3 separate regions of the Mus musculus genome follow, and all the other regions are linked to region 1. Evidence: chromatin contacts called from ENCODE POLR2A ChIA-PET data. All regions are on one chromosome and are shown on one strand. Each heading gives the region's core, a stretch centred on a gene start or an enhancer-like site at or near the end of the contact. The rest is flanking DNA. Distances are from core to core; before and after follow the strand shown. Region 1 holds the start of Cactin (cactin, spliceosome C complex subunit). Region 2 holds the start of Apba3 (amyloid beta (A4) precursor protein-binding, family A, member 3). Region 3 holds the start of Fzr1 (fizzy and cell division cycle 20 related 1).

Region 1 (4,754 bases), core at 741-3,240:
GTGAGAGGCGTGTGTCCAGGCACATCCAGCCTCCAGAAGAGGATGTGAGCTCCCATGCAAGTGTGCGTGCGTGCGAGGCCGGCCTACCTTTTGCAGCTCCAGACGGTTGTCTTCCTGGATCCTCTTGTTGCGCTCCTTCAGCTCCTTCTCCTCCAGGTGGCTGATGCCCTTCTTCTCCAAGGCCTTGTTCCAGATGAAGGTGCCGAGCAGGTTGTTGTCTCCAAAGGGGTTGTCGGTGTTGGTGTAGCCCATGTACTCCTCACCCCAGCCCATCTTCTCCCGCTTCTTGCGTTCCTTAGCTTCCTTCTTGGCCAGTCGCCGCGCACGCTTCTCCTCAGGCGTCTCGAAGGCCTTGAGCAGCTCTTCTTGCTGCTTCCGCTCCTCACGAAGCCGCAGCCGTTCCTGCAGGCTCTGCTGCTGGCTCAGGGCCAGGGTAGCTGTCCCGGGACTCCGGGAGCGTCTTGGGGAGTCCAAGCTAGACGCTGATGACCCCGGGGACCACGAGCGCCTGTGACCCTTACGGGCCCAGGAGCCCTGAGCCCGCTCCTCACCCGAGTCAGAGCATGAGGACTGGTTCTGTGAGTGCCATCGGGGTGGTCGAAGGCTCTGGCTTCGCCTCCTAGACTTCTGCCGCTGCTCTCCTTCCGAATCTGACCTGTGGGAAGGACACATCAAGACCTGTTCAATGCTGGCTGCTGCTGGGCACCATCCTAGGTGCTGAGGTACTTGCCTAGAATTCTAGCCTCACCGGCCTGTAAATCACATTGCTCCCCACATGAGCTAGGCTGTCCTTCATAGTAGAGCTACACAAGTCCCAGGGCCATAACAGACAATACAGCAAGAGAAATGAAGGTTAAAAGTGAGGGAGTAGTTCTTTTTTATGTAGTTTTTATTTTCTTTTAATTTTTGATTTTTTTCGAGACAGGGCTGGCTTCTCTGTGTAGCCCTGGCTGTCCTGGAACTCAGAGACCCTCCTGTCTCTGCTTTCTGAGTGCTTGTTTTATTTTAAATATGACATCTACAATGCTATCAGGTGGGAACTCCCTCTACAGCCAGGCTGGTTCTTATCTGTCTCCTAAGTGTTGGGGTTACTGGTGTGTACAGTGCCGTCAAGTCCTGCTGAGATGACAGGTAGAAGGGATGAGAAATGACAGACGAGAGGCCCAATAGATGGACTCTCTGACAGCCCAGGAACCACGAAAGAGGAATACCACCAGGTAGTATTTTGAGGACATGAGTTCGAATCCCCAGTACCCACAGTAAAAGATAGATGTGGCTGTTCGGGCTTGTATCTCCAGTGCTGTATGAACGGTGTCCTGATTAGGCTTTGGTCAACTTGTTAGAAGTACTGCCAGTTGAGAAGAAGGGCTGTCAACTGAGCAGAATTAACTATGAGGAAATGCAAAAAACCTTAACTGTGAGGCAATGGCTTGTAATCCCGAGCATTCCAGAGGCTGACGCAGGAGGCCAGCCCGGGACAAGACAATGTCTATGAATGCAGAGGTGGCGAGTGGAGTCATTCGGTCCCCTATGCTCATGGCCCGCGGTCCCCGGAAGTCTCCTTTGCCCCGGCGCAGCCCGGCATCTCGGATACTGCCCCGCCTGTCCCTCGGCTCCCAGGCCCGAGCAGCCCCCAGGACGCTCACCTGCGCCCTCGGCTGCGCCGCTTGCGTTCGCGCCGCCGCTCGTGTTCCCGTCGCCTTCGGCTGCTCCGCCCATGGCTCCGGCTCCGGCTCCGGCTCCGACTCCGACTCCGACTCCGACTCCGACTCCGGCTGCGGCTCCGGCCCCGGCTTCGACTCCGCTGCTTCCGACCCCTGCGACCCACAGACCGTGAGCGCGAGCGAGAGTCCCGACCCATTTGGCGGCCCGCGCCGCGCATGCGCGCGCGTAAACAACCAGGAAGCTTGGCGCCGGGGGCTTTCCTTTGGCGCGGCGCTCTAAGGACTGTCCAAAGTGCGCCTGATCACAGGGAATGACTTACTCCCTCTAACCGGGACTCCAGGGACAACATAACCCGAGATTTCTCCGGAGTTCTCAAGCTGGGAACACATAGTAGATTCCTAACGGGACGCCGTTAGAACTAGCGGATTGACGCTCCATTCATGCAGTGAAGGAGACTGACCTAGGTGGGCCCTCCCTCGCGCCCTAGGTGACCGGCGAGTAGCGTGCTTAGGGAGGCGGAGCTACGAGGCGGTTGTTCCAGGGCGGAAGAGGCGCCTAGTGGGCGGAGCCTGCACTTGCATGGGCAGTGCCCTAGGGGCGGAGCCTAGTAGAGGAGCTTATGGGGAAAGAATAGGGCTGGGTTAGGCGGGGCTTACGGAGATCGACAACTGTAGATCGGGAGACCCGGCCGGGGACCTGCGCTGGGCGTGGCCTGAGAAGGAACGCAAGAATGGCGGTTACGGGAGCCGGGGTGGGCGGGGTCTGGTAAACTAGATTGACAGGCGTAGACCAATGGGCGGAGGAGTGCATATCAGGATTTGAGAGGGTGGAAGAGGGGCTGATTGAGGCAAGATTGACATCTGTAACTACGAACTGTGAATGGGTACGGGCAGGATATGTAGTCGAGAGTGGCCGACTGAGGAGTGGGAGGAAGTAGAGCGGCGGTGGGCGGGACCTTGGGGGCGAGATGGACACATTGGATCTGAGGGCGGGGCCAATGAACCCAGAAACTGCGCTTAGGGGTCTTGCTGGGCTTGGAAAAGGACGTCAAAGGGGCGTGGCTAGAGTGGGCGGAACTTAAACCTGCAGGGCCCGGTGTACTTCTAAAAATTGAAACCCGGAGACCCAAGCGCTCGCGGGAGTCCTCGGTTTCTAGGGTAGCCTTGTAGCAACCGGTTCCGAGCTAATAAAACAACAGGACATGAACAGACAGTCTCTGGCTGACTCCAGGACGAGTCTGAGTACTACTACGCCCGCCAGCTTGCGTACTGCGCTCAACTTGTGGCTAATCTATGGATAGGGAAGTTTAGGCTTGGAGAAAGGAAGTCATCTGCGAATTGGGATTCATCATGTGGGATCCAGGGAGGGTTTAGAGCGGGGGAGACAAAACACGTGGTGCCCACCCTTCGCCTGCTCTCCCATCGCACGCACGCATAAGTCACCGGAGAGGAGCTGTTTCTTATTAGAGATTTATTACAGATCTCAAAAAGAGGGGCTGTGACAGGTGGGGCGGGGACCTGGACTGCATACATTTGCCGGCTGCGCTGGAGGGACAGGCCCCTCTGGTTGGTGCCAAGAGGACACTGTGCTTGGATTGTCAAACACCAGACCACATAGGCTGAGGACGAGGGATCCCAAGTCCTGATGAGTAAGACACACGAGGTTTGTAGTTTACAGAATGGATTCAACAATAAAAACAGGATTGGGGGGAGGATGTGCGATGCGATTTTTAACCACCGGAGAGTGGAGCTAGGGGTGAGAGACAAGGGGCTGCAGACAGTACCGTGCCAAGGGACCCCACGGGGAGGGCATATTGCACTGAGGTTGATGTGGGGCTGGACAGGGGACTTGCTGGGATGGCTTGAGGAGAACAGAAGTGGGCCGGAGAGGGCACCTCTTCAGCCTTGGAGGAGCCCCCAGGCCTTACAGTACAGTTCACACACCGTCCACGGTGGGGCAATAGTGGCCGTTGGAGAGAACAGGATGGGGACACGATGGGGAGTCACAAAGATATTTACAGATTCTCTTTTGAGAGGGTCTCATGTAGCCCAGGCTGGCCTCCAACTGGTTACAGCCAAGGATGACCTTGCATGCCTGCTTTCTGCCTCTACTTCCCAAGTCAGGGACGGCAGCTGTGTGCCACCCCATCTGGTTTCTGCGGTGCTGGGATGGAACTCAGGGCTTACGCAGCTGGGTGAGCTCTGCCCACTGAGTGGTAGGGCCAGCCCTGGGAGTTTTATCTTTTGGTCTCATTTCGCTCTGTAGCCCAGGCTAGCCTGGAATTTGCCACAACCCTCTTGCTTTAACTTTCCAAGTGCTGGGATGACAGGTGTGATATTATACCTGCCTGGTCTGTGCAAGGCCCAACCCAAGTTGCCTTTGCAGCCCCTGAATTAACTCCTGCAGCAGCTTACCAGTGTGTTCACTGTGCATCCCAAAACAGGAAGGGGACTGAGGTCCAGGGACAGACATCTGTCCATCTCTCCTTCGGTTGCCCCACCCCCGCACGGGTCCTGTCCCTGGCCATGCCTTTTCTGGCCATGATGATTGTGTCATGCTCCTCACTGCCTCCATGGCTGCTGCAGTCCTTGGAAGCCAGCCAGGTCCTGACCTCTGTCCCTGAAGGTGCAACCCAAGAGGCCTACGCGGCTGGCCCAAAAGCAGTGGCTTCAGGCTGCTGGCTTTCAGAACATTTCAGCCTGATTCCTCCTACCAGCACACCGTGGGTGGAACATCCATGAAGCAGGGGCATGACACGATTGGACTGTACCCAACACACTGGGGTGTGCCCAGGGGAGGAGACTGGCCGCAATCTCCCTGGTGTTCGGTGGACATAGTTGGCTTTGCTGAGGTGATGTCACTTTCTCCCTTATTTTCTTCAGCCACGGTGTCTTAGGACCCAGCCCTCAGCCTGCAGCCTGACTGTGCCCTTCTTAGGGCAGAGAATCCCCTGGTAGTTGAGGGGACCCACGGCACCAGCTCAGGGCTTCAAGGGGATGAGAGGCAGACAACATGGACCCTCCCAGTCCAGCATTAGGTGACAGTCATGCGTGGGGATGTCCTTCCAGTGGCAGTAAACAGATGCAGAA
Region 2 (4,754 bases), core at 1,240-3,739, 53 kb after region 1:
GTGAGTCCCTAACATTCTGGAATCAGGCAGGGCAGGGCCAGCAATTTAGCTCAATGGGTAAAGGCATTTTCAGCCAAGTAAGATACCCTGAGTTTGATCCCTGGGATACCACAAGGTGGGCAGAGAACTAACTCCCACAAGTGATCCTCTGCCATATTCGATAAATGCAAAAAAAAAAGACAGAAGATCAAGGCCGGGCGTGGTGGCACACGCCTTTAATCCCAGCACTTGGGAGGCAGAGGCAGGCGGATCTCTGAGTTCAAGGCCAGCCTGGTCTACAGAGTGAGTTCCAGGACAGCCAGGGCTACACAGAGAAACCAAAAATAACCAAAAGAAAAAGAAATAAGATAAAAATCCATGATGATCTAGAATTCTCTTCAGTCAGCCTGGAGCGTCTCAAAGTCTGGGTCCTCGATAGCCCTGAAACAATCCCACCCATGAATATTTATTTATTTATTTATTGTTTTTTTTCGAGACAGGGTTTCTCTGTATAGCCCTGGCTGTCCTGGAACTCTCTCTGTAGACCAGGCTGGCCTCAAACTAAGAAATCCTCCTGCCTCTGCCTCCCAGGTGCTGGGATTAAAGGCGTGTACCACCACTGCTTGGCTTTTTTTAAAAAGATATATACATATATATGCATATATATATGTATTATATATATAATAATAAGTAAGTACACTGTAGCTGTCTTCAGACACACCAGAAGAGGGATTCAGATCTCATTACTGGTGGTTGTGAGCCACCATGTGGTTGCTGGGATTTGAACTCAGGACCTTTGGAAGAGCAGTCAGTGCTCTTACCCACTGAGCCATCTCGCCAGCCCTGTAAATGCCATCTTTAGCTCTCAAAACTCCCCAGAGCAGCCTGGAGCTATCCTCTGTCAACCAGTGTGCTAAACCAGCATGGCTTCTAGAACATTCTACAGCTTATGTCACCTCTTTGGCCGTCTAAGATCTGCTCTCATTCAGTCCTCTCTAGACCTTGATCATCACTGGCAAACTTTGTGTCATTACTTGAGAGCCCATTTTTGGGCTGTTCTAGGACATTCTGATTTCTGTGTAAAAATGGACACTCACCCTCGGTGACGGCAGGGCACGAGGCCAGGGTCTCCCGGCTCTGGAAGATAAGAGGTGCAGGGCTGAGTCCCCAGTCATGGCTGAGGGTCAGAAGTCAGAGGTCAGAGAGGCGAGCACTATTACCTGGGTACCCACAGGTGGTTCCTGCTGTGTCACCAGGGGTGCTGTCTCCAGCCAGGGCTCCGGGGAACTGCTGGAGCTCCTGCTGTCTGCTGGCTCTGCTGATGCCCCTTCCATCCATCCCGGGTCCCCATCAGGGTCCTCTGGCGGCTGCAGAAGGCGGGGTGCAGTCTGTGCAGGATCTTGGGGGACAGATTGGGCAGGCGAAGAGGCCTCATCCCTCAGCAGACCCAGAAGGTCGTCCCCGCCTGCCTCGGCCGACAAGAGCCCACCAGCATCTGGGTTCTCCTGGGTGGCAAGTCCTTGGCCGGTAGCAATGTGCAGGGGACAGGGGGCTCCATCTGGGAATGGGCCACCCAGGTCGCTGGGTAGAGCTTCTAGCTGCTGAACCAGCTCCTGCACACTGGATGTGTCCAGCTCCATCTCACTCAGGGTGACAGGGCCTCCAGGCCCTAAGGCCGACTGGGTGTTAGAGGGGTGGTTCTCAGAGGGCACCTCGGGGCCTTTGGGCTCCTCCAAGTCCATGGTTGGGGGCCCTGGGGGATGCTGGGGTCCTGGCAGGAACTCCATGTCTGAGACCCAGGTTCAGGCCGGCATTGTCACCAAGCTGGAAGATGAGGGCTCTGAGTGTGGATCTCGTAGGCAAGCCATGGTCCTACAGGTGACAGATTCCATCCCCATGGGGCCTGCCCAGGAGGAAAGGACCCCATTTTACACAGAAGCCAGCAAAGAACTCAGGTGCCTGCCCCAGATCTCAGGCTCCAGACCTCAGAACTCAAGCAACAGACACTAGAACTGAGGCTGCGGCTATGGAACTCAGGCATTGCCCCTGGGAACTCAAGCACTGCCCCCGGGAACTCAGGCTTCTGTCTCTAGAACTCAGGCTCTGGTCTCAAAAACCCAGGCTCCGGACCCTAGAACTCAGGCTCCAGCCCCAAAACTCAGGCTTTAGGTCGTGGAACTCAGGCTGTTGCCCCAGAATTCAGGCACTGGTCCTGAGAACTCAGCCTCTAGCCCCTAGAACTCAGGCTCTGACCCTTGAAACTCAGGCTCCGTCCCCAGAACTCAGATTTCAGTCTCAGAACTCAGACACTGCCCTTGGGTCACCCACGGGAGCCTGTCCAGTCCCGCACGGCCCGCAGTACCTGTGTCTCCGGCCCGGGCAGGATTGTCCGGACGGTCCGCCCGTCCTTCCAGAAGAGTCAGCAGCTCTCTGGGATCCCAGCTTTGGAACCGGATCATCGGTCACTGCACCATCCAGGACTATTGCGCATACACACTCTCAAACGGCCTGCTGGGAAATGTAGTCCTCGAGTCCGCTCTCTCTCCTTCCGGGGACTCGCCAGTGTTGCAGTATAGATAGTAGAGCTCAGGTTCGAATCCCGAGACTACAAGAACGGAGGCGAGGCTCAAACTGGCTTTTCTTTTCTAAAATCGGGTTCTGCATCACTTCAGAGTGTAACGGCTGAGGTAGGACATGGGCAGAAACCAGGGATGGTAAAGAGAGCCATGACTTGAAAATTTGGAGTGCAAAGGAAAAGTGGGAATGGAAGTTATTGAGGACGGACTTCCACTTTGTATCCCAGTAAGGATCTATAACGGTACAATCTAGACTTGAGTTGACACTGGAATTTGCATCACGGTCCTACATATAGATTAGGGACAATGATAATTCCTAAACTTAACTGTGTGATCTAAAAAGAGTTCACCTGGTTAGGTTTGTTAGCAATGAGTCTAGAAGATTCTAGTACTAGTCTATTTATTCTTGAGAGTCTCATGTAGCCTAGGCTGGCTTCAAACTCCTGATCCTCCTGCCTCAGCTTCCTGTGTGCATCCAGCCTCCATTTCTGCTACGAAGCCCCAATCACCAAACCCCACTTTTTTCTATTAGTGAATAGAACACATACGTATCACTATGTAGAGTAGGCTGGCCAGGAACTCACAGGCATCTACCTACCTCTGCCTCCCAAGTGTGGGGATTAAGCTGGGGTTCATCACTCCCATCATTCTCAGCTACCCATATGTTTAAGCCAAGATCTCATATAGCCAAGGCTGACCTCAAACTTGCTGTGTAGGACAGATCGACCCAAACTCCTGATTCTCTTGCCTCCACCTCCACATCACAACTGACTGTCCTAACTTTTAAGCTTTCAAAAATTCCACAAGGGATATAAGCATGATTTTGCTGTGACATTTAAAGTAAATAAAGATCTAAATACTTGTTGTTGTTGTCGTCATCATCGTCTGAGGCAGGGTTTCTTTGTGTAGCCTTGGTTGTCCTGGAACTCAAGCAGTAGCCAAGGTTAACCTTGAATTCAGAGATCCTCCTACCTGTATCTCCAGAGTACTGGGATTAAAGGTGTGCCATCACCATTTGAACTGGGGGCAAGAATTTAATGAAATATTCTTTGAACGGTCGATAGCTACAGAAGTTAAAATTAGTCGTTAGTCGGGCAAATTTTTTTTTAAAGACTACATTTCCCAGAAGGCCGCGGCGCCTCCAACACCTCCAAAGCCGATCTGGAGGGCTGACGTAACACGGAAGTCTGCACGTGCGAGCGGCCGGCCAGCGTCATGGCGGCCGCCCATCTCCTCCGGGCTTCCCGGGTGTGGGCCCGCTGGCATCCCCGGGCGCTCCCGGTCCTCAGAAGACCTGGAGGATTCTCTATCCGGGAATATGCTAAAAAGCCAGGTGAGTTGGCTCCGAAGGAACCAAAGTGGGTACGGCCGGAGCGCTGCTGGGGAGGTGGGGTTCTGAGGATTGACTGCGCAGGCGCAGCGTTACGGAGGCCAAACGGTGCGTGCTAGCGTAGTGAGGCCTGCGGGTGCGCCGCTAGCCTCTACGCTCAGTGCGCAGGCGCGGCCCTTGTGGGACAGGGCGGGACCAGGCTGGGTGTCACGCTTCAACTTTGAGTAAATCACCAAACATAACCAACATCAACTAAGTTATTGTCATTATTTTAATTTAAAAAGTAATGTGGGTGGGCAGGTTGGTTCATTGTGCAAGGTGCTTGCCTGGAAAGCCTTGAGTTTGATCCCCAGGACCCACATAAGCAGGGAAGGAGATGACCAATCCCACAAGCACTGTGACAGTGTACACACCCGTGATAATCATTATTTAAAATTATTTAAAAATTACGCTTTGAGGCGAACGTGATACCTTTAATCCCAGCAGAGAAGCAGAGTGATCTCTGTGAGTTCCAGGCCTGCCAGGAAGACCCCATCTCAAAAATATTTTTAGTGTTTACTTTTTTGTGTTGTTCCAGGAGAGCTACATCATGACATACCCTGTCTTCAAAAAAAAAAAAAAAAAATGTTGCCAAGTTGGCCTAGAGTTACCGAGCCATCTCTCTCTTCTCAGAATTGGTTTTTTGTTTTTTTTTTTGAGACAGGGTCTTATGACTCCCCAGCCTCAGCTCCAGAATGCTGGGATGCCAGGCATGTGCCACCATGTCAACATCACTGAATGGAAGAGGGGTTGTGTAGTATGGGCTGGGCCTTCAGGGCCCACGGGAGTGGGACAGGTCTGTGCCATAACAAGGGACCCTGTTATGCATG
Region 3 (4,754 bases), core at 871-3,370, 57 kb before region 1:
CCTGAATGTCCTAACTTCTCACCTGAACCTCCTCCAGCCACTGGCACCCAGGAATCTTCTTCCCATCTCTGGACATTTCCTGTCAGAGTCCACAAGGTGGGCGTGGCACTTTGTGTCTGGCCCTCTCACTGAGCCATGTCCTTCCGGGTCCCTCTGCTTTATAACCCATTAGATCCCTGGCCTTTTTCATGGCTGTGTTATGTCCCACTTCGGCCATGGGGCTTGTCCCTTCTCCAGAGGGTGGGCACTAGATTGTGACTAAAGGGGCATCCATGTTGCTGTAGGAGGTTCTGAGTGGGTGGCTCCACTTGCAGAGGCCTGGTCTTGAGTCTTGGCTGTTCCATTTCTGAACAGCTGCCAGCCCCTCTCTTGCTCTGGCTATGGCTATCACAATCTGCCAGGTAAGGAGAACGGCCCAACTCCCCCCAAAGCCTTGTAGTATAATTTGTTTTGGCATTACGTTGGATCTGAGTAGACCCCACAGGAAGAGTGCTCAACCACCAACGGGAATCTGAGACTGAGATAGCAGCATGTGTTGAACACCAGAAGTCCTTTGCACAACCCCTTCCCACTATGTCCACTGAGCTCACTCAGCCCGAGGCTCATCCTTTGCCCTATGTGCATTTAATTTTTTAAATAGTTCTACTTGTGCCTGTAATTGATGGTGCATGCTTTTGATCCCAGCTCTTGGGAGGTAAAGGCAGACAGATCTCTGAGTTTGATGCCAGCCTGGTCTGCACAGCAAGTTCCAGGACAGCCAGGGCTACACTAAGAGACCCTAACTCGAAAAACCAAACAGAAGGCCAAACAACACAACAAAACCCAACCCTATTTGGGTTTTTTTTTTTTTTTGGTGTTTTGTTTTGTTTTTTAAGATTTATTTACGTGTTTTATGTAAGTACACTGTCGCTATCTTCAGACACACCAGAAGAGGACATCGGATCCCATTACAGATGGTTGTGAGCCACCATGTGGGAATTGAACTCAGGACCTCTTGGAAGAACAGTCTGTGTTCTTAATTTGTTTAGTGTCATTTACCCAGGGGCTGGCACAGGTGTGCCCATGGGATGGTCAGAGTTACACCTTGCAGGAGTTGGTTCTCGCCCTCTACCAAGTGATCCTGGGTATAAGGTGGGCTCCAGCTGGCTTAGCTGCAATCACCCTACCTTTTGAGCCATTGTGATGGGCCCAACATGTATGGTTTTGAACCTGGACCCTCTTGAGGTTTATTTCCAGCTGTCATCACTTGGGGCTTCTGGGAGTGAGTACTCAGGGACACGATAAATATTTTGGGGGGGCAGGTGTCTAACAGTCGTTCTAACAATGCAGAAGTTGAGGCTGGAGAATTGCTTCCAGCTCGAGGCTAGCCTGGCTAGAGAGAAAAAGGTAGCTCGAAAATTGAAAACAATAAACGCACAGTGAGTAACCAGCAGCGTCCGCGCGCCGAGCGCCATCCGTGGGGTAGTCACTTAACTGTTGAGTGAATCATAGCTTCAGGGGGAAGCGCCCCACTTCTTCCACAAACAGGAGCCACGCCTTCCTCCGCGCCTAGTTACTCCTGTTCTAGTCGTCCCCCCCCCCCATTCAGCCGTGGTCTTCCCCGACTGCTCATCCCAACACGGTTGCCCCGGGCAACAAGTGCCGTCTCGCTTCCTGTATTGATTTAAATCCTGAAGGACGTCCCATACTCCCGAGCTGCTCCGCGCTGGGGCGCGCAGGCGCAGCTGTTTGGGGTGGACGCGAGCACGGCACAGAGTGGGAGTGTCTAGGGGGCGTGCCCGCAAGGGACAGGGAAAGAGGCGGTGTGGGGGCGTGGCCTAGGAGAGGCGTTGGTAACTCGAGGGGCGTGGCTTCAGCACAGGCCACAGGGGGTTGGCGGAGAGATCCGTGCGTGTGGGCCGTGAGCGTGGCTGAGGGCGTGGCTTGCCCACGGAAAACCTTGGCGGCGTTGGGGGGGAGGACCTAGGGGGCGTGGCCTAGGCGCGGTGATGCGCTGGGCGGCGGGGCCGGTCGCGGGCGCGCGCGCGGCCTGCGGGACAGATTGGGGGAGGGAGTCGGGTTGCCACTGAGTTCCGCCATATTAGCTACCGCGGAGGCCGGGGGATTCCCGTGAGCAGCGGCGGCGGGGCCTGTCGCAACGGCGGGGCCTCGAACAGGCGCGGCGTGTTCCTGGGACCGGCGGGAACCGGCGGGTGCCGGCTGGCGACCGGAGCGAGGCAGGTGAGGACACGGGTGACTCGGGGACCCGCCCCCCCAGCCGACCCCTTCCTTCTCTGGGGCTCCAGTGCGGCCTGATCCTGAACCCCACATCCCAGCGACCTCCAGTACCGGCCCCGACCCCGCCAGCTCTCTGAGTCTGTCAGAGTCCTCCATCCCCAGAGCTCTGCTCTGATAGTTGCTCCCCTCGAATCCAGGGCACCACCCGTCTTGTTCCCCCGAACCCCAGAATGCAAACCAGCTTCCCAGATGAGGCCCTGAGTCACCCCAACCCTGAGTCCCCTCACCCGGCAACCTCGCCTTGACCTCGCTCTGTCCATCACAGCAATCATCGCCCAGAGCCTTGTTCAGAGCACGGCTAATGTCCAAATCCAGGCATTCCACATGTTGCAGCTCAGAACCCTAGGTCAGGCTCCTTGCGCCCCCAAATTCAGGTCACCCTTTACTACTTCCACCAAAACCACCCAATTCAGGTGAGGTCCTGAGTCAGATCTCAGACGGTCTGTCCCCAATGACCTCGCCCTGTCACCAACACTCTGTATTCTTTTGAGCTATGTTCCCTTAAATTTAGAGCATTCTGTCTCATGCTGATCACTCAAGACTCAACTGCAAACCATTCATCTGCACCCTGTTGACTTCCAAATGTAAATCCCCCTGCCTCAGATGCTCCCTACATCCAAACTGGGATCTGAGTCAACCTCCAGAGTCCAGGAGTCTCAAATCTGGCATTCCCCAGGTGGGAAGGATTGTGAACTAAATTTGCCGTAAACACCCAGTGGTTCAGCCAACAACCAGGTGTCTCATCTCAGGGGAGACATGGCCAGAAACCACAGACATTCTGTGTCCCCAAATCCACCACGTACCCTCTCAGATCTGAACCTCCACTCTGTGTCTTCAAATGCAAGTCCAGGTCCTTCCATCCTCTATCCCTGATCCAAAGCCATTGTCCCCTACAAAGCCCTTAAATCACCCCACCAACTTCACTTGTCTCCAGCTGTAAGCCTGACACCAACCTCTGTATAGGCATTACCTTCCTACCCCGCTCCCCTAAATTCTCTGCTAATTGAGAGCACCTGGTGGGATGCACTCCTTGTTGAGAACACCTGGTGGGAAGCACGCCCCCTACCCGTCCTGTCTGAGAGATGACCTCATTCCTCTGGCTGCTGAGTCCCAGTCCTAGCTCCTTCCTGCTGTTTGAATGAGGGTGATTCCCCAGTGAAGATTCACCCAGAACAGACACCACCTCTGGCTCTCGGGATCAGGGCTTAGAAAGAAAGGGAGTTGGTGGCTCTAGCTCTCATGGGGCTGGGATGGCATGTGTTGTAAAGATTAATGGAGTTCTCAAGTGTGGATTTGGTACTTGAGGAGTTTAGCCCATGTTTTGTGGTTCAAGGGTCTCTTTGCTTCCTTCGGATAGAGGGTCAGGAGCTAAGTGTGCACTGGAGGAGTCTTGGTGTGGTTTATTTCCTGGTTCTGGGCATGAAACCTAAGGCCTTTGCACATGCTTAGAAGAGAGAGGTCACCAATGAGCCAGGCTCCAGCCCCTTACTGGGAAATTCTAGGCAGGGGCTCCACCCTGACCACACCCCCAGCCCCTCACTGGGAGATTCTAGACAGGGGCTCCACCCCTGACCACGCCCATAGCCTTCTTTACCTTTAACATTATTTTTAAAAGATGTATGTGGGTGCTGGGCAGTAATAGTTCATGTAGAGGCAAAAGCAGGCCAATCTCTCTGTTCAAGGCCAGCCTGGTCAACAGAGTAGTTCCAGGAGAGCCAGGGCTACACAGAGAAACTGTCTTGAAAAAAACAAAAGAAAAAAGTGTATGTGTGGCTTTTTTGATATTTTTATGTGTATGGGTATTTTTCCTGTGTTTATATCTAGGTATTACATTTGTGCCTGTTGCTGGTAGAGACTGGAAAAGGGTGTCAGATCCCCTGAAACTGAAGTTACAGTTGTGAGCTGCTGTGTAGGTGCTGGGAATTGAACTGCGGTCCTCTGGAAGAGCTAAACCATGTCTCCCGCCCAACTGTGTTTATTCTACTATTTTTTTAAAAGGATTTATTTATTTTATGTACATGAGTACACTGTAGCTGTCTTCAGACACACCAGAAAGGGGCATCCGATCCCATTACAGATGGTTGTAAGCCACCATGTTGTTGCTAGGAATTGAACTCAGGACCTCTGGAAGAGCAGTTAGTGCTCTTAACCACTGAACCATCTCTCCAGCCTAGCTGTGTGTATTTTTATGTATATGTGTGTGTATCTGCTTGTCTGTATGTTTGCCAAAGACAGGCATTGCCCACAGAAGGCCAAAGGGGTGCTGTGTCCCACACCTGGAATTATGGGTGGTTCCGAATCACTTAATATGGGTGCTGGAGGCCAAACTTGGGCTCGTTGCCTGTGGTCTTTACACGGCTGAGCCCCCTCTCCAGCCACATTTATTTATTTGTTTTTTAAATTATTTATTATTATACATAAGTACACTATAGTTGGCTTCTGATGCATCAGAAGAGGGTGGCAGATCTCATTATGGG

What was found. ChIA-PET counts read pairs that join two places held with the same protein, here RNA polymerase II (POLR2A).
Region 2: POLR2A ChIA-PET joins it to region 1 with 18 read pairs in Patski. The contact joins the promoter of Apba3 here to the promoter of Cactin in region 1. POLR2A ChIA-PET finds 5 or more read pairs at or near these places in 3 of 5 experiments (Patski and embryonic stem cell).
Region 3: POLR2A ChIA-PET joins it to region 1 with 26 read pairs in Patski. The contact joins the promoter of Fzr1 here to the promoter of Cactin in region 1. POLR2A ChIA-PET finds 5 or more read pairs at or near these places in 5 of 5 experiments (Patski and embryonic stem cell).

Annotation. Positions count from the first base shown.
Region 1 is chr10:81,318,339-81,323,092 of GRCm38, reverse strand. Cactin (cactin, spliceosome C complex subunit) reads right to left here and starts at 1,990. Exons shown (of 9, transcript NM_027381.2): 1 at 1,647-1,990; 2 at 88-655. The coding sequence starts at 1,882. It overlaps Pip5k1c (phosphatidylinositol-4-phosphate 5-kinase, type 1 gamma), which reads right to left. Exons shown (of 18, transcript NM_008844.3): 18 at 3,119-4,754.
Region 2 is chr10:81,265,907-81,270,660 of GRCm38, reverse strand. Apba3 (amyloid beta (A4) precursor protein-binding, family A, member 3) reads right to left here and starts at 2,489. Exons shown (of 11, transcript NM_018758.2): 1 at 2,342-2,489; 2 at 1,200-1,882; 3 at 1,077-1,116. The coding sequence starts at 1,766. Mrpl54 (mitochondrial ribosomal protein L54) reads left to right here and starts at 3,735. Exons shown (of 3, transcript NM_025317.2): 1 at 3,735-3,888. The coding sequence starts at 3,771.
Region 3 is chr10:81,375,736-81,380,489 of GRCm38, reverse strand. It overlaps Fzr1 (fizzy and cell division cycle 20 related 1), which reads left to right and starts at 2,120. Exons shown (of 14, transcript NM_019757.1): 1 at 2,120-2,220.